2 separate regions of the Mus musculus genome follow, and region 1 is linked to region 2. Evidence: chromatin loops called from intact Hi-C (ENCODE). Cell type or tissue: left cerebral cortex. All regions are shown on one strand. Links, peaks and the distances in the headings refer to the core of each region. The heading gives the core; the rest is flanking DNA. Region 1 overlaps Rfx4 (regulatory factor X, 4 (influences HLA class II expression)). Region 2 overlaps Rfx4 (regulatory factor X, 4 (influences HLA class II expression)).

Region 1 (9,831 bases), core at 523-8,522, 130 kb before region 2:
TCTATGCCTCTGAATCTCTCTTAGCTCCTAGATCCTTAACAATCTGGGCAAAGCGAAACCACTTCTTTCCTGCTACCCTGCTTTTCTGTATCCCTTCAGCTACAGAATGGAAATGCCGGGCTGGAGGAGAACGTAATTCTTGCTATGAACTCAGTAATGTTCCTGCTCTGCTCATTCTCGTTTAAAGCAATGCACTTGAAATATCTTCACACGCCATGATCATTAACGCGTAATGAACTAAGTGCCAGGGGAACTCTTGCTGATGCTGGTACTAAGGAAGAACAGTGCCTGCAAGAGCTGAGGCTTTTCACTCTTTAATGCGAGAAGCTGAGAAGCTGACGGGCAGACATAGGGCAAATCCCAGTTTGTAGAACAGGTCCTCTACAAACCTTCGTCGGTGCTCACTCGACCATTATTAGTCAGGACAAGTCAGTAGGGGACTGAGTAACAAAACCATACATACAGCCACACAAGGCTTTTGTTGCCTGCCTGCCTGCTCGCTTGCTTTTGTTCTTTTGAGACAGGACGCAGGCTGGCCTTGAACTCACTATTCTCTGCCCTCAGCCTTCTGCATGCTGAGATCCTGGATAAGTGCAATCACACCCAGCAAAACCTTTCAGTTTTGTTCTGCCTACTCATACCCCAAGGATTTAAGAATGGCACCAATTCATATTGGAGACACACACCCAGCATATCAAGTGCAAATGAAAAACGGAGGCTGGTCATTTCAATACTTTTTATTTGAGTGTGAAACCATCCATATCTTGCACAACTGTACAGATAAAACTATTTCCATTTTAGCTGTAGACATGATTATCACACTGGGTGGTGTGATCAAACATTTTATTTACAGAACATTTGCTAAAACATCCGATGTCATATTTCCATTTATTTCTTACCCATAGGGTAATAGGTCCACCATAATTGCTTGGTGCATCTTATAATACAGAAAGAAAACCTATGTTAATCTCTAACAAACCTCACAAATAGCTACAAATCTGACAAAAAATACCTAAGAAAAAATTTTCCCAAAGTACAATACATTTTTTTTATTTCCACACATACACAGTATAGTATAGACTCAAAGGCACAGCTTTGAATTTTTTTTTTCTAGCAAAGTGTCAGAAAGTATTCTAGTCTTATGAAGAAACCAGACAGTTGTTTTCACACTTGGTGCTTGCTAAGTGAAAGTCTGCTCCATCCAGCTTCGCAAAGTAACACAGTGGAGGACAGTGTTTAGTGCCATAAATCCACATTTCTCACAGAACTTAAGAAAACCCTCTCCTGCCTTTTGCTGATGCTAGCCATTGTGCAAACTTAGGACAAATCCTTGTACAGAGAAGAACTGGTCCCTACAGACATCAATCAACGAAAGGCAATATATAACAGGCCTCTTCTGTCCCTCAACAACAGTGCTTACAGTCCAGGACAATGCAGGTAATATGGCAGGTACGAATGGAACTTAGCAGGGAGCTTAGCATTTTCAAAAACTTCCAGGGACTCCAGGAAGTAGGAATGACATCACCAGGAAGTCGGGATGTGGATTACATGTCTGAGGGCTGGTAACCGTACAGCGAGGTGACAGACAGACAGGTGGCAAGGTGAATGCTCTTGGTAAATTATGTGCCCGTCCAAGAACACAAACCAGATTCTGGCTCCAGTATCCATCCTTCAAGACTAAAGAGCTTTGTCAACAAGAAAATAAGTACCCTATACAAGGAGTAGTTGCCATGCAAGGTCATGGAACAGAGGGGAAAGGCACAGATTGGCCTGCCCAAGATAGTGCTCTATAGAAACAGTCAAGTCTGGCTTGGCTACAGAAACCCAATCCCACTGACTTTTAGTGACTCCTGTTTCTGAACTAAAGTCTATTCACTCCACATTGAACATCCTCTTGTTCATTAGGAGAATGGATGCTTAGGTCAGCCCGCAAGTTATGATGTATTGAAATAAAGTCTTCTGGAGGGTGGGTACTGGGTTTATTATTATTATTAATTATTAATATTAAATATGGATTTCTATGAAAGCAGTCACTTAGCCCATCCAGTGGAGGCCTCTCCGTTGATGTAAGCAAAGCCAGGAAAGTGTTGCATGTGCTCATACTCAGAATTCCTGCGCGTGGTCAGCGGGGTGTACATGTCACTAGAGTTTCCATACCTCGTGGAATGCACAGATGGGCTTGTGTAGCATGCGTTGGCAGTCGGCACCTCTGGCCATCGGGGAGTCACTGGGGTAGGATGCAGCCTGGGAGTACTGCTCATCAAACAAGGTTCCATCCTGGAAGTGGGGCTATTGAAAGGGTACTTGTGGAGGAGAAAAAGTCCACAAAATTAAAGTTAGCTTGAAGTTATGTGCACCCAACGGCAATCTTATTTAAGCTAAAACATTTCAAGACGCTATTCTCGGGAGTTGATGGAACAGAATCACTGAGCAAGAGGAAACTTTGGTCCAAGGAAACAATCAGGGAGAAAGTCTTAAGGTCTTCAGAGCCAGAGTCAAGCTGATATTTCACTCACAGACCAGTGACTGGCTGTGTGCTCCAACTCTGTAATGGGAGGGCCATCCCCAACTAGGAATAATGGGGGTGGGGGGTTTTGGGGGTGTGGTGATGGTGGTGGGTGTACCTCATGTGTACGTACACACCAGCAAGTGTGTCCAGTTGAGTGTGATTGCCGTGTGGGCATGAGTTCTGCCATTCCCTATGGAGATGCGATAAGTCCTATTCCATCAACCCAAGAGAACAGCACTCCCAGGTAAAACACAATGACATTAAAAATAGCATTTTACAGCTGAAGTCAATCATGAACTGCAGCCTAAAAACAGGCTTTTGAAGAGAAAGCAAACCAGCAGCTTCAAAGGTTATTATTAGTGCCTGTCATTTAAGGAACATCTTTCTTTTAGGTTCACATTTGCTGGAGTCCTGGAAGCTGAGCAAGGAGGAAATGGTAAATTACTGGGCTCTGTGCGAATACAGAGGAAGGAGTCAAGAAGAGACGGGCTTGGTGGGGGTAGGTAGGACAGGGGTGCTTCGGGGGCAAGTCAGACCAAGGAACAGGTGTTGGCAGAGGAGGAGGGAAGAATCTCTAGAAGAGTAGGGATGAGAGAGGGGTCTCTGAGAAGCGGCTTTTACATTCTTCACTGTCAGAAGCACAGCCCTGAGAACTGGCCCCGTTACAATGATCAGAAGGGAGGAAGGGGAGGGGCTAAGGCTCCCTCTGAGAGTTCACATTTGCAGGCACTGTCAGCTCAAAGATGCCCTTGCTCAGCTCAGGGCCAACAAGAACGGGAGCCAGTGAACAAGGATGACAAGGGCAGCGAGGAGGAGAGGCTGTGGGGATCTTCTGCTACCCATCTGTCTTCCCTGACAGTTGGAGAGTGGAGCCCCAAGGGATTAGGTGGGAGGCTGCCTCCTGTGAGGGAGACAGACAGGCTGAAACCTAGACAGCAGAAGTGCTGGAGACAACATTGGCTGTTCCCCAGAGGCGGGCAAAGGAGCCCCTCTGCCTCTTGGAGCTGAATCCCAAGGGACGGAAGCAGGGGACAGAGAGAGGAGGGTTGGAATCAAGGAAGAGCAACAGCTACTCGGAGCTCAAAGGGGCTTCCGGTGGAGCAGGGAGAGCTTTTCCCGCAGGTAGGACCACATGCCTTGCACAGCAAAGGACAGCCACCCCGCAAGCAAAGAGCCGTTAAGAAAGAGGGTGTGGAGGGTGTCTAGGAACTCCAGGGAGAAGGACCCAGTACTGTTGCCAAGGAGACCACAGGCAGCATGCCAAGGCTTTCATAATCCCAAATCAGATCTGCTACCCCAGTGCAGACCCATGTGCTGTGCAGCGTGAGGGGACCCATGGGATACTATTTGAGTGGAGTGATGGTGGGCCCTCGGGCCTGTAAATAGAGTTTCTCAGAAAGAAAGAAAAAAACCAAGATCTCAGGTGCACTAAAAAGATAATATTAAGAAATATCAACAATGCTCTCACAAGTGCAGGTCATTCTGACCCCCTCTTTGGGTCTCTTGCTGGTGTAGAGGCCCCCTTTTTATCTAGGGGTACACAAGCTGGTCCTGCCTTTTGCCCAGTTCCAACCACACGTGCCTTTTGCCCATGCTTTCACTCGGAGCTCACAGTCAGCTCCTTGGTGTTCCTGGGCATCCTATCTCAAGAAACCAAAGGCCCTCCATCTCCACCCTGTCTGGCAGCCGCTGCTTCTCACTGGCCCATGTTCAGATGCTCCCTGTTGTGTTCATTGTAGGGTCCCATAATTTGGTACAGAGGCTGTCACCTAATAGGTGCTAGTCAGATTTGGTGAATATACACTGGGCCATTCCTGACAGAAAGAACCTTTAGGGTCATGGGATCTAAACGCATATTGTAGGAATGGGAAAAGTAGGAATTATACCCAGTGTCACAGAACATAATGAAAACCAACACCTGGGTGACAAGATTCCTCTGTATCGTCTGACTGGCCTGAGTAGCATAACCTCCCACTCCCAACCACTGTCACCACACACCTCCTTCCTCATCAAGCCCCCTCCTCCTTCACAGAGCCTTGGAATGTTGACCCAGGCCACTGGAAGCCTCCTGGTTCTGACCCAGTCCCCTCTGACCTTGGCTTGGGTAGGTCAAATGTCACAGTATAGACTTGGAACTCTTCCCACCAAACTCAAGAGAGTGTAGTTGTTGTGCCTCATCAGAGACCCTCACAGCACAGCTGTGCCCAGAGGTTGTGTCATAGATGCAAAAGAGCAATTGCTTGGAAATGAGACTGGCTCAAAATATCTCCAGTGTGACAATACAATTCTGTTACCAGCATGGAAAATTCTGTCCCATTAGGTCAGCTAATTGCAAATGAGTCAGTGACCGCTCACCCCCTGGTGTAAGGGACCATTGAGAGGGGAGATAGGCAAAGTGCCTGCTGCCTGGGCTTAATGATTAATGTGACCAATGAAGACTTGTGTGTAGTCTGCTGGAAGTGGAGCGGCTATCCTGGAGCATCCACCTCACCTTTCACACTTCACATCTGGCTTCATGCAAGGCCCTTAAGCATGCTGGGTACAAACTCTGGAGTACCAAGAACTCAGGCTGGAATAAAGGAGCTTTTGTGGAGGGTCTATGACAGGAAGTTACCAGTCTCTCAATCTCTCTCTCTCTCTCTCTCTCTCTCTCTCTCTCTGTGTGTGTGTGTGTGTGTGTGTGTGTGTGTGTGTGTGTGTGTGTATGGGGGATGTTTAAAGTAGTCATCTAGAGGCTATGTTGTAAGTACATCTTGGTTGTGACTGACTCTTGGCCTCTTTGGAACTGTATTAGGAAGTCTATTTTGGGACACAACTCCCCACTCCTGGGGCCAACTTTCCTGCACATGGAAAGGGCAGAGTGAGCCCTTTATCCCTGCCTCTCACCACATGCTCCGCAATCGAGCAGGGGGTGAAAGGTGGCTGAAGCAGGAGCACAAGGCCATTTTTCTATGAAAGGCAGCTCTCACTGTCCCAAAGGCCCGCCAACCACTGCCTCCCCAGGTTTCCTCTTGGCCTCTTCCAAAAGAGGTTGTGGCTCCGCGAAACTCTTTGTTAGACAGTCTACATCTGCTGAGCGCTTAGGGTCAAGAATAAATGAATTGGTGCAAAGTCACTTAGAAACCATGCTGTAAGTTTTCACAATGCGTTAGCCTTTACTTGTGTTCTCCATTTTGGAGGCACATAGGGTTCTGTCCTATTAGTCTTCACAAGAGCCTCCCTCGGTGGCTGACTTGAGGGTCCCAATGTTTATTTTACGAGTGGTGACAATGGCCTGCTTGAGACCACATAACAACTTAGTGCTCAAACTAGGTCATTCATTTCACTGACAAGTACATCCTGGGAAATCACTAAGGACCAGTTTTGGGTCCTGAGTCTGTGGAGGTGTGAGTAGAAAGGCCTGGCTCTTGCCTTTGTAGAGCCAGTTCAGTGAGGAGAACACATATTAATTGTGCAATTATGTAAGATAGAAGGTGACTATAACTGGATATCAAAGGGGAATGATAAATGCAAATAGTATTAACTATGCGCCAGACTTTATTCTAATCTATACTAACTATCTGACCACAGCCACTGGACCCTGTCAAGCATTACTGCGTATTATATTATAATTTATCTCATTTTCCAGATGAATAAATTGAAACTCAGAACTAATCGGAGGCATACCTGGGATTTGAACCCAGGGAAATTAACTCTGCACTCAAAGGCTTTGCAACATTACAGCTGATTGGTATGTGAGGACGCACATATACATATGTGACACATGTCTGTGTGTGTCCCTGTGCACGTTATGATCAGAGAACAACCTCAGGGGTTTTTCTTTAGTGCTGTCACCATGTTGTTGGTGGTGGTGATGACAATGTTGATGTTGCTGTTGTTGTTGCTGTTGTTGTTGTTTGAGACAAGGTCTCTCAGTGGCCTGGAATTTACCAAAGTAGGCTGACTGGCCACTGAGTCCCAGAGATCTGCTGGTCTCTGTCTCCTCAACCCTGGGTATAAACACATTCGACTGCATCTAGGTTTCTTTTATATGGGTTCTAGAGAACAAAGACAAGCCTGACTTCCTAGCCATGTGTGTGTGTGTGTGTGTGTGTGTGTGTGTGTGTGTATGTGTGTGATGGGTGTGTGTTGGTGGGGTGTGTGGGTATGTGTGGGGTGTGTGATGTGTGTGTGGTATGTGGTATGTGTGGATGTGTGGGTATGTGTTTGTGGGTGTATGTGTATATGTGTGTTTGTGTGTATATGTGTGTGTTGTGTATAGTGTGTATATTAATTAGTGTGTGTGGTATGTGTAGTATGTATGTGTATTTTGTATGTGTGGTGTGTATTTTATGTGTGTGTGTGTGTGTGTGTTTTGTGTATGTGAGGTGTGTATGTGTGTGTGTTTTGTGTGTGGTATGTGTAAGTTTTGTATGTGTGGTATATATTTTATGAGTGTATGATGTGTGTTTTGTGTATATAGTATGTATATGTATGTGTGTGTACATGAGTGTGGTATGTGTTTTGTGGGGGGTGTGTGTATGTATGTGGTATGTGGTGGTATATGTGTATGTGTGGTGTGTGGTGTATGTGTGTGTTCCTTTACTCTAGGCCAAGATGGAATAAGAGAACTTGGTAGCAGCCCTGGCTGTGTGTGTGATTGGAGCCAGACAGATGAAGATCTCATTGGTCACGCCATTCTTGGGGCATTCAGATAAGAAAGGTGCTGCTTTGCTGTCTCAGCTGAGTGCATTCCTGGCTATGTAGATGGTTAGTCATGTGACTTGTGGGACCCTGTTCACTTTTATGGTTGCTGACAGGGTAAGAACTACATGGTCAAGGGTTGACTGGGGCACAGAAATACTTCTCCACTAATTCATCAGTCCTGAGAACTCAAGTGGGCCTGGAGGTCTACCTTTGGGTCGGCCATGAGCAAGCACAGGCTGAGCAAGTGAGTGCTGTCAGCACGCACGTACACATTCTCTGTGAACACAGAGCAAGGGGATTCAGATGGTTTCATCTTGTAAGTGCGGGGAGTGTGACGATCACAGTCCTTGGACATATGGTTCTTTCAAGCCAGCCTAGCAGGCATTAACTTGCAGTCTTGACTTACAGGCATTCTTGTGCTGGAAACCAAGTCCATTTCCTTAAAAACACTGTATTTTTTTTCAGTTTAGACCTACCTCTTCCTCATCCCCAAGAACCTACTTTAGTGAACAGTGCTATTCCTTCACCAGGGACTGGAACTGTGGCACCTTTGCTCTGGGAGACTAAGACTACTCAAGCCTACAGTGGGTTTCAGCCTTGTACACGTAACCTTAAATCAAAAAACTTGGATATGCATGTGTCCTCCCTCTCTCTCTCTCTCTCTCTCTCTCTCTCTCTCTCTCAGAACTGGGCATTTAGAGAATGCTCTCGCCAACCTCTAGGCTTTGCTGCCCCCCAGCACAGTGGTTTTAGGTCACTGTCATGGGGCTGGGGCTGGGAGTTGGAGAGTTTGTGCTCACATCTGCTTTGCTGGCTGGATCACACAGCTTTCTGTGGCTGCTGCTTCATCTTTAAGAACTGGAGAAAAACCGCTGTCTCTAAGGTTGTTATGGGAACGAATGGGCCCATCTATTTCAAATTGCCTAGAGGTGCAAGTTCCTTAAATGTTAATGGAAAATGAAACAAAGGATGCTTTGTCTTTGGACAAGACCTTCCCTAGACCAGGGACATTTTCAACACTGACTTCACCCAATTTGGGCACAGATACGATATAATTAACTTTACCGCACTTTACAAATAGAGACTAATGAAACCATGAACCACAAGGTATAGTGTGTGTGTGTGTGTGTGTGTCTGAGTACACACAGGCATGTGTGCTGGGGATGGTAGGGTGTCAAATGCCCTTGTCTGAGAGCCACAAGGCAAGATGGTGGAGAAGCTGGCTTGGGCCTCATCTAGATATACACAGCTTCCTAGTCCTGCAGAGACTTGATGTGCTGGGGGCGGGGGCCTACCCAGGAGGGGCCTCAGAGGAGAAAGGGAGGGGAGATGGGGGGGACTGTGTGAGGGAAGGTCAGGAGGAGGGGGAGCAGCAATCAGGATGTAAAGTGAGTGAATAAATAAATGGAAAAAAAGATATACAGAGCTTTTCTGTTGACTCCAGCTTAGTTCTTGGCCTCTTCTGTCAGGCCAGCTATTGAATGATAAAGACTCCAGTTGGGTATCATTGTGGCTTCCAAAGCGGACACAGCAGACTTATCTTTAATCACCAGGGTCTCTGTGGGCTTTGAGGGTAACTTGGCTTCTTTTTATGGTGATGGTTTTAAAAATAATCACCACCACCCCTCCCCCAAAAAGGAGCTCCTGAAATTTCCTGGGGCATGAAGCAGTAAAGAAGGAAGGAAGATAAGCCCCAAGGCAGGGGCTGGGTGATGCAGTCTCCAGCTGGAGGGTGTGCTCCCAGTGTGAGGTGCTTCTGCCTACTCTCCTACTGTACTCCTGGAAGCTGTAGCTGTGCTTGCACGAAGCAGGCACCCAGAAACCACTTGAGGAATTGATGAATGAATGAATGAATGAATGAGTGCCTAGACTGTGCTGGGTGTGACCCAGGCAGCAGCTCAGTCACTTGGGGGAGTCACGAGTCACAGACTCTGCTCCCAGGAGAGCCGGCACCTGAGGAGCTGGCATCTCTGTGACGCAGCAGAGAGTTCTCTAATGAATGCCCCAGGTGATGACTTAGAAGAATGAACTTCTGGGCTTGTCTTGGGATTAAACCCAGGCTCCTCTTGGTACTGAGATGGAAATCAAAACAGAGGCCTGTTTACCCTGAGCGCCTTTCTAGTATGGATACATTCTCTTTAGCAACCTCCCTTGGAGGCAAATGGCTGATGCAATGTAGCCTCCATACAGCCTCCCTCCTGCCCTTGCCCTCTGAGGCCCCTGCCCACACCAGCCCCCTTTTGTGCTTGTTCTAGGGGCTCCTGAGAGCTCTCTTTGACACAAAACCACCTGTGGCTTCTCAACCCTCAGAGCAGAGCAGACAAAGTAGGCTTAGCCTCCCCCAACCAGTGGTCCTGCCTACAGCTACTTCCTTCCCCACCCCCAAAAATTCACAGCAAGAGCCACATCTGAGAGATAGTAGAAGGTGGTGTTCAGGAGCCCAAAAGTAGTCACCCTTCGGGTTCTAATCCCTGCGCAAGTTACCCTGTGTCTCGCTTCCTCTTCTACTGTGGTTATCCAGAGTGTATGCACAGTGCTCTGTACAGAGCCTGGCTTGCTGCAGCGTTTGGAAGAAGTAAACTGGCCTCTTTGATGGGTTTTGTATACTGAGTCTTGGGGATAAAGACTTAATCTCT
Region 2 (9,831 bases), core at 949-8,948:
GTTACCATCCTGATCCCTGCTTCCAAAACCAATCTTCAGGCCTTTGTGTTTGCAGACTTCTTAACAGTCAAGCTGGGCTATTGGTTTTATTATTATTATTATTATTATTATTATTATTATCATCATTATTATTTTACTATGTGCCACTGGCTGCTTTTGAGCCTTGACTCCCTAAACAATTGCCCCAACAAGTTCTGTATTCTTTACACTGTGATTTTATATAATGTGGCAATTCCTGGGATTGCATATGTGGCCCTAGGCTAGGACTGGCCACATTCATAGCCATGCAGTTTAAACATGGCTGCTTTCTTCACCTTCCTTTCAGTTCAGATCGTCTCAAAATGTAGACATTTTGTCTTTGAAGTCCCTATGTCACCTACGTTGGTGACCCTCCTGCCTTGGCCTGTCATGCTAGGGTTGCAGGCTCACACTGCCACCCCTGGTTCTCATTGCCCTCACAATATGGGGGCCTGGGATCTCCTATCTTATTAAACTAGGTCCTTTCTAGATTATCTCACACCATTCCTGAAACTACCCTCAGAAGGGAGGATTTTAATCTCTGCTTTTCCTAGAAAGCAGCTGTGACCTAGAGGGAGGCTCGGCGATGGGAAGGAATCCTTATATTTCCAAAAGCTGAGGAAAAGTCTTCAGCGAGTACCTTAGGTTATGTACGGGCTGGATAAAGCAGCCAGGCAGGTAGGCATGTTTCCTCAAGTGGGGACCAAGTGAGAGCAAACAGCCCGGAGAAGTGCTGGATCTGTTCTAAGTGATGTCCCAACGAACTGTTCTTTTAAAAAGCTGCTTCCAAAATTATAAACAAGTAGGGGGAGGAGATCCAAGAAGAGGAACAAAGACCAGCTTGTTGAGAGGATGTGGAAATCGGGTGCCTCTGAGCAATGCCGAGGACCACAGAGCTCAAAGACACAGTGGGGAAGGAAGGCAGCAGCTTGTAACATTTCAAAGCTGGGATGTGCAAGGTGGGTGTCTGCCTGCTATCACATCGTAGCCCAAAGCAAATGGGTCTCCAGAACCCTTCCAGGGTTCTCCAGAATGTTGCTACTGTGATTTCCTCACCCCGTCCTGCCTTGACACGGGTCCCTGGCTGCATCCATGGCTGATCATGACGGCATCTGTCTCCATCAAACCACATCACTGTCTGGAGCTGGGAAGATGGCTCAGTAAGGCCAGCGCTAGGCCCTGAGTTCAGCTAGGTGGTGTATGCTTATAATGTTGGCACTGGTGGGGCAGAGAAGACGCATCTCTGGGGCTTGCTGACCCGCCAGCCTCATCTACCATGTGTCATTTAAGACAGTGAGGCTGTCTCAAAAATGAAGTGGACAGTGCCTGAGGGGTGGCACTTGAAAATGTCCTCTTGTCTCTGCAGGAATGCATACACACATGCGCACGTGCACCCACACGCATGAATATTCATTCACACACACACACACACACACACACACACACACACACACCCTCCTCTCCATGAGACTAGGAAGAGATTCTTCCTGTCCATTAATGGACTACACCCAAGCCAGTCCCGTTAACCTTGGTAAGGCCTGGTTCAGCCATGAAAACCCTCTGCACAAAGAGGACGGGTGTTCTGGAAAACTTGGCAACATTCCAGAGAGGAGGAGCTTATTCTCCACATCCGGTGGGCCAGAATGGCACAGCTCCTGACCACCATGTCCCGAGTCAGGCCAGAATGGCACAGCCCCTGACTGCCATGTCCCAAGTCAGGCAACAATGTTCCTCCCCTGTTCCTGCCTTCTGTGGCTCAGTCCCAGCACTGGAGACAGAGAAAAGCCCAGCCCAAGGACAGAGGCCAGTAAAAAGGGCCATGAGGGGAAGAGAAGCAAGATGTGATGGAGAGTATTTTCTTCTGCCTACTGTCGCACACACATGGCTCCCTCTGACCCTAAGATACACTGTTTGTGCAGCCAGGCTGCTCTCCGCTGTCCTAGGGAACACCCAAATGAGTCCAGTCTCTGACACCGGGCAGAGATGGGAACACAATTATCATGTCTCCATGTCTCTGGTTCAAGGCCCCCAGTTGTTTCATCAACTTTTCGAAGAAATTTCTCCTGCTTTGTTACTATCCAATTTTCTAAACATCTTCTTGTCGGTCAATGTCCTTGGGGCCATCTGTCAAACAGAGTCAACTCGAAGGGCCCAGACTGTGGTGTGACTACTTAGAGTACCCATGCTTCCAGAAACTTTGCAGTTGAGGTTGGGATGGGACTGTGTAGGGTTTGCCATCTCAATCAGAATGGCGTCTATACTGAATTTTAATGAGGCTCTATAACTCATCTACCTTTGTAGTGTATGCAATTCAGGAACAAAGGCTAACCCATGTTGAACAATTATGGGTTCCACAGTGTTCAAATTGGCATATGGCTCATCACAAGAACTCTATGAAGTTGTTAAAGGGCATGTGTTAGGGCTGGAGAATCAGTTCCGAGAAAGCATGAGGCCCTGCGTTCAGATCCCTAACATCCACGTAAGAAGTTGAGTGTGACAGATTATCATCCCAGTGCTGGGGAACAAAAAGGAAGAGCTCTGGGGCTCGCTGGCCAGCCAATCTTGCCAAATAGGCAAACTCTAGGCTTAGGAGAGACACCATATCAATGTGGTGGCATACACCTGTAATCCCAGCACTTGGTAGTGAGGGTCAGGCAGATCTCTGAATTCAATGGCAGCCTGGTCTACAGAGTTAGTTCCAGGATAGCCAGGGTTACATAGAGAAACCCTACCTTGAAAAACCAAAAATAAAATAAAACAAAAAATTAAGGTGGAGAACCTCTGGCAAACATATCCATACTCCACCTCAAGAGAAAAGGGAACGGAGGTGGGGGTGGGGGGGGGGAGCAGAAATACATTTTGAGGTAAGAAAGCTAAAACTTATAGAGAGTAGATGATTGGTCAAAGTCACCCAGCTGGTAGAGGTCAGGATCAGCAGCCCAAGGTCATAACCTCAATTCTCCACGTGGGAGCTGAGCCTCCTTCTCCTGCCTCCCACACGGCTCCCAGACAGTGTCAGCGCTGCGACCTCAAGCAAAACCTGATTTGTGTCAGAACTTTCAATAAAACTCTACCTACACATTATAATTTTTGCTAAATACTCTTGCCTGTTTCTTTGTCAGCCTTTGGCACGTGTGGCGGGCTCTTCAGCTGGCAGCTCAAACACCTCAGGAGTGGAGTTTATTTGGGCCTTTCTTTTGACCCTCCACTAGAACCAAGCACACGGCGCCCAGTCTCACCTCAATACATGCTACATTACTGCCATGAGATTTCAAAGAACGTGTGACTTATAAGTAGACCTGGCCCCACAGCTGCAGACCTGGCCCCACAGCTGCACACCTGTCCACACAGCTGTAGGATTCTCTAATCTTCCTCATCTTCAAGGCTAGGAAAAGCACAGCACATCAAAGACTTTTTCTCAACTTAGGATAAGCAAAATGTTGTGCTTTTGTGTGTATGTGTGTGTGTGTATGCATGTACACACCCCCCTCCACCCCCCCCACACACACCTTTTTGATGTAAGAAGCTGTACTAGAGAGATGCTATCTCCTGAACTCTTGAGGGTAGGAGCCTATAGATTTATTTGACATGAATGACCTCTTTGCCTGCACATGTGTTCATGTATGTACATTGTCTGTTGCCCTCTGGGGTCAGATCCCATGAACGTGGAGTTACTGATGGCTGTGAACCACCATGCGTGTGTCAGGAACCAAACCTAGGTTTTCTGGAAGAGCAATTAGCGCTCTTAACTGCTCACCTCTCCAGCCTCCTCCCCATCTCTTTGCTTGTTTGTTTTGGACAAGGTCTCAGGCTGTAGCCCAGGCTGACCTCTACATTTCAATTCTTCTGCCTCCTATACGCTGGATTTCAGGAATGTGCCACCATTCCCAACTCCCATTTTCCATCTTGAACCCAGCTGTCTGCTATGCCTGGCCCCAGAGATGTTGCACACACTAAATAAACCATATCAAATATGTTCTCCCGCCAGCTCTCCACTACTCCATCAATAAGAAGTTCCTACCATGTGGCAAGTATCCCCCAAGAACGCATTGTCACATATTGGTCTAAATTAAACCTCAAAACAGTGTTCTCGCCATGACTTGATAGCTCTATTTATAGATATGGGAACTTGAAGTGGAAGTCACAAAGCGCGGCCAGCTGTGACCAGCGCGGCCACACTGGCACTCTTCCAGTGCAGAAGGAGCTCACCACTCACACGTGATGACTTCCTGTAGTGAAAGTCAAGCTTGTGGCAAATGTCGCAAAGGATATGAGGATGACTGCGAGCTCAGCCTCCTGGGCCGTACCACAAGCTGGGCTCCCAGCCGCCCGAAGCAGGATGAGACTCTGCCTGCCCATGAGTCTTACTCCTCAGGACCTTAACCAGCTTTACTTACAGGCAGCCCTTCATGCCTCTTCACTTTGGTTCAAAGACTGAGAAACCCTGATTTCCACAACTTTTCTCCATTTCATAGGATGAAACTGAGCAGAACCATACAGAGGACTGATTTCCTAGGAGGTGGTGGAAGAAATAGGAAGTTGCCCCATCCAGGAGACACCATGGCCCAGGCACCTGGAGCTTAGAATTCTGCTTGACAAATGCATTCATAACTTGAGGGGTGGAAGGTAGGGCACTGATTAAAATGAATCTTAAAAGCCAAAGCCTCGTGAAAGCTTGGGGACACGTTCTTGGGGACCTGAGATGGAGCTGTCTATGTATTCATTTTACAATTACTGCCATGTGCCTTTCTTATAATTCTAACAGAAGCCTTTCCTCTAGAGCCCTGGGGCCTAGGATCTCAAGACCTACAGATTTGTTTTCTAGAATTTAGTTTCCTCAGCCTTATTTGCTCCATTCAATATCTTGTCCCCAAGAGCTATGAATAGTTAGGAAAACAGTTGGCAGAGATGACTAATGAAACACCAGTTGCTGGAGTCACAGACAGGGAGAGCCTCCGTCAGAAAGGCCTTGGAAGATGAAGAACTTAGGCAAAGACGAAGGGGAGAGAGCAAGCCCTTTGAAGAATCAGAAGTTAGCCAGCATCATGTTCCCTTTAAGGTCCAAGATGCCTGACATGACGTCATGAGGGCGTTACAGGCAGGACAGGGTGGGAGAGAAGGCAGACTCGGTCTTGGTGGACTGTGAGATTTAGAGTCAGAACACCTGAGTTCAAGTACCAAGTACCGGTGCTACCACTCATAGCTATGAGGTCGTGAGGGTGGGTCCCAGGTTCCTAAATCCCTGCCTGCCAGGGTTCTCCAAAGATGCCCTAAAATAGCAATGGCAAAGTGCTGGACCCATTTGGCCTCATGGGGCATAGGAAACTGGAAAGGCACTGTCTCTTAGAACCCAGGAGCTTTCTGGAGAGATGAAGCCAGAGAGTCAGCGTGGGGGTGGGGGCTATGAACTGTAGCAGTGACTGAGTGTTCACCTCATGCCAGTTCAGTTACCTTGGGTTACACGCCTCCTCTGTTCTCGTCAGAGAAACCAAGGCAGACAGCCCACTAGCTCTGACTTGCTGGACAGAAACTAAGACAGACAGGGCAAATCCAGGTAGAGTAACTCAGACGGCTGGTGGCTGAGTTGAGTCAGGTCTAACTCCAAAGCCGGCATCCTGATCCAGGACACACAGCAAGGAAGCAAGGCATCCAAAGAGAGCCTGTGGCCTTGGGAAGGAAGACAGATCCATCTCGGCCTGGCTAAGTCTGGCTGATGCTTCAAGGATTCCCCACCAGTCAGACAGAAAAGGAAAGTGTGGTATGTTAGGCACAAGAGCTGCAGTTAGAGACAAGGGCATGGGGTAGAGAAAGGCCAAGTGGATTCCGGGAAAAGGTGAAGAGTTTGCCAACCTGTGGCCCAAAGACTTGGTAGGCCAGGGGTGTGAGAATGCCTTGGGAGCAGCTTGCAAAGGCCTGGCTCCCCAGCCTGGGAACTGTGCAGGCAGCTCGGAAGCAGCTAGGCTTCCTGGGGAGCATCATATGAAACAGAGCTCTGATGCCAACAGGAATGTCTTATGCAACACCCGAGAAAAGGCTGCCTGACAGAAGTGTCACCAGGTTTTTAATAGAAGGTGTTATTCGTGCTCTCTGTCTAAGCCATCTTTCAGGACACTGTGCCAGGGCTTATTTTTAGGAACCCACAACTGTAAAAAAAAAAAAAAAAAAAAAGCTACATGAAAGGGTTGATATGCCCCATGGATGGCTGCCAAGGAGGACTTGTGTTGAGGTTCCCTTCCCCAGAGCCCAGGTCATTACCAGTGGAATGGCGTTGCCATGGCCATCTCTGTCCATAACCTCCAGCACCAGGCCATGCTTTGCTCTGGATCATTCTCTCCCAGTCCCTCTTCTCTCTTTCCTGACTCCACATTGGTGGGGATACACAGAATCTGGACCCTAGAAGGCAGCAGCTGTGGCCTGCCTCTCCAAAGGGCTCCTCAGGTCAGTCAGTGGTTACCATGGCAACCCTACAGGCCCTAGCCCAGGGGCCCCTGGGTTCCATCCAGGAAGGGGCTGAACCACAAAGACAGCCCCACCCCCTTGTCTGCCTTTATTTCTCTTCCCATGTTCACCAAATATGGATGGGGTGCCTGCTCTGCACTAGGCTAAAGATCTAGTGATGAACAAGACCAAGAAGGTCCTGGCTCAGAGGACCTGTGTCCTACAGCGGTGGCAGACCCAAACAGACAAACAAGAGGACTTCGGAGTCATAAGAGTGGTGACTTAGAGGCACAGAATGGGATAACAGGGGTTTGGGGATACTCTTTAGTAGCAGGGATGCTAACTGCTGGTCTGAGAAGGTGAGATTGGACGGTAAAGGCCCAAGGCAGGAATGGGCTTGGAGAGTGAGGAGGACCTGGGAGGCCATTGTAATGAAGAGGACAGAGGAGAGGAAGAAAGAGCTGGAGCACCTAGGGACTGAGCTGTCCAGGGTAGAACTTCACATTTATCCCAATGTTCTAAGGAGCCATCTAAGCGCGCTCTGCAGCTGTCTGCGGATGACTTGAACCACACAGGGGTTCCACAAAGGGGAGTCTATGAAGGAACTTACATTCATCCATCCCATCATTTTCCTGCCAGCTCTTTATAAAGTATCATGTGCCTGGCACCAGCCATAGAGTAGACCCACTATCTTCATGGAAGGCTGGAGTGTTTAGCTCAGTTGTGTATAATCACACAATAAGATGTGCCACGGGGGAAGAAAAAAACCTGGCTTACTTTGGGAGTTGGGAATCTTAGAGAAAGTGATATTAAAGTGAGAGCTAAGGAGTTGACAGATGTGAACACGGCAAAGAGGGAAGAAAGGATGGGTCCCTTGCAGAAGGAACAAAGTGTGCAAAGTCCCTGAAGCAGGCAGAAGAATAACATACTCAAGAAATTGACAGGCTGGGCCATGGAGATAGATAGGCAAGGATAGAGGACCTCCATCCAATCTCCAAGACTCACACGGCAGAAAGAACTCCTGAACCTTGTCCTCTGATGTGGAGTGAGGGGAACACTCGTCCATTGCTGGGGGAATGTGAACGTGTCCAGCTACTGTGGGAGTCAGAGTGGCAGTTTCTCAAGAATGTGGGAACTGATCTACCTCAAGACGCAGATATGCCACTCTTGGGTCATATACCCAAAGGATGCTTCATACTACAACAGAAACACCTACTTAACCATGTTCTTTGCTGCTCTGTTCGTAATAGTCAGAAATGGGAAACAACCTAGATGTCCCTCCATGGAAGAATGGATAAAGAAAATGTGGTACACTTACACAACGGCGTGATACTCAGCTGTCAAATAAAATAACATCACGAAATTTGCAGGCACATGGATGAGATTAGAAAACATCATCTTGAGTAAGGTATCATAGATTCAGAAAGACAGATACGGTATGTATTCGCCTATTACGTGGCTATTAGCTCTGAAGACAGTGATGACCCAGGGACAGTTCTAGAACCACAGAGGGTAGGTACAGAGTAAGGAAGGGACTAGAAGGGACAGAGTGCAGAAAGAAATGGAAATAGAATAGATAATTATGAATGGATTGGCAGGTCTGAAATGGGGGATTAAGTAGGGGGAAGAAAGAGGGTTGATACAGGCAGATACAGCTAGAACTAACTAAGGGGCATTTGAAGGAAAGTTTGAAAATCTAACATAGTACTAGAAACCTCCTAAAATATATGGACATGGAAAGGTGATCTAAATGAAATCACCAAAAAGTGGAGGAGGCAGAGTCCTAACTGGCCAATTCCTGTCACTAAAGCTTCCAGTACTGGGATTGGGTTACACCTAATTGAGTTGTTGGCTAAAAGGGTTCCATGTGAATCCTCAAATAATCTAAGCTGTTGGCTAGAAAAGAGATTGCTTTCCCCAAAGTTATGGCAAAGCCCCATTGCTGAAGACAATGCTTATCCAGCTCAGTGAACATGGAGTAGTCAAGCTGGTGCCTGCATAGAGCCTTCACCCCTACACTCTAGCATCTCTGATATGGGAAGGTTCTTTGCATGCTACCAAAAGAGAACCCTGAGCATTGACCAAGCCACAAAACCTTTGGTCTACAATCTGTCCTGCAAGATACGATAGTGCAGTGGAGACACAAACTTGTGGGAGTAACCAAGCAAGATCTGATCTCACTTAAGGCCCATGCCATAAGACAGAACCCATACCCAACCCTGCACTTGTGACTGACAACCAAAGACTGGATAGCCTGGGGACCTAGGGTAAAATCAAATAGTACTAGTCTTTCTTTTAAAAAAAGATTTATTTATTTATTATATGTAAGTACAATGTAGCTGTCTTTAGACACTCTAGAAGAAGGAGTCAGATTTCGTTAAGGATTGTTGTGAGCCACCATGTGGTTGCTGGGATTTGAACTCAGGATCTTTGGAAGAGCAGTCAATGCTCTTAACCGCTGAGCCATCTCTCCAGCCCCCAAATAGTACTAGTCTTAAAAATAATAATAATAAAATTACTCCTGATGACATTCTGCTATACTTATAGGTCAGCTGTGCCAGGCTCAGTCACCCTCAGAGAAGCCTCCTCCTGCAGCACTTGGTAAGAAATACAGAGACCCACAGCCAGACATCATGCAGAGAATGAGAGACCTTGGAACACTCAGTCCTTAAATGGGATGTCTCCATCAAATCCCTGACCTTAGAGATCAGGGGTCCCCATTGAAGAAGAAGCAGATAAAGTCTAAGATCCAGAGGGATGGAAGACACCACGGAAACAGGCCCTCTAAGTCAACATGAACACACTCATGTGAACTCACAGAGACTGCAGCAGCAAGCAGAGGGCCTGCACAGGTCTGCACCGGGTCCTCTGTGTATATAGTATGGCCTCCAGGTTAGTGTTTCTACGGGATCCCTGAGTGTGGGATCAAGTGAGTCTCTGGATGGGGGGGGGGGGGAGGAACTGGGAGGAACAGAGGGAGAAGAAACAGTAATTAGGATATATTATATGAGAAAAGAATCTATTTTCAGTAAGAGAAAACAAAGAAAAGGAAAGTTGTCCCCTGACCTCGATACGTCTGAATTTGACACACATCCAAACACACATATGCCTGTGCACTCACACACACACACACACACACACACACACACACACACACACTAAATAAAATGTGGTTTAAAAAACTAACAGACATCTTGGCAGCCACTGCTCAGACTCATTCGGGCACCCATTCTGCACATAGGTACTGTGCTTGCCCGCAGGCACTCTAGGATGCTGTGGGGCCTGCACACATCCAAGCCTGGCTCTGGAACCAGGGCAGGCTAAGGAGTCTGGCTTTTGCTCAGTAGCTGGTTGGGAAACTTTCAGTGCTTTTGA

What was found. A loop is a pair of places that touch in the nucleus more often than their neighbours do. Peaks named below come from ENCODE experiments on the same cell type or tissue, not always from the same donor. Only the 100,000 strongest peaks of a DNase experiment are listed, where the experiment ranks them.
Region 1: a loop joins it to region 2, with 2.5 times the contacts of the local background. A loop is called at or near these places in 2 of 42 quality-filtered maps.

What each region holds. Positions count from the first base shown.
Region 1 is chr10:84,897,427-84,907,257 of GRCm38, reverse strand. Rfx4 (regulatory factor X, 4 (influences HLA class II expression)) reads right to left here. Exons shown (of 18, transcript NM_001024918.1): 18 at 722-2,303. The coding sequence ends at 2,031. Among named protein-coding and RNA genes, the nearest start is that of Ric8b, 15 kb to the left of the region's middle. In left cerebral cortex, for the core only: no CTCF peak of the experiment used is centred there; DNase peaks (open chromatin) are centred at 2,970, 3,422, 3,705, 4,645 and 1 more place; H3K27ac peaks cover 1,364 bases.
Region 2 is chr10:84,769,190-84,779,020 of GRCm38, reverse strand. All of the region lies in intron 1 of Rfx4 (regulatory factor X, 4 (influences HLA class II expression)), which reads right to left. Among named protein-coding and RNA genes, the nearest start is that of Rfx4, 18 kb to the right of the region's middle. In left cerebral cortex, for the core only: no CTCF peak of the experiment used is centred there; DNase peaks (open chromatin) are centred at 4,818, 6,036, 6,426, 7,201 and 1 more place; H3K27ac peaks cover 333 bases.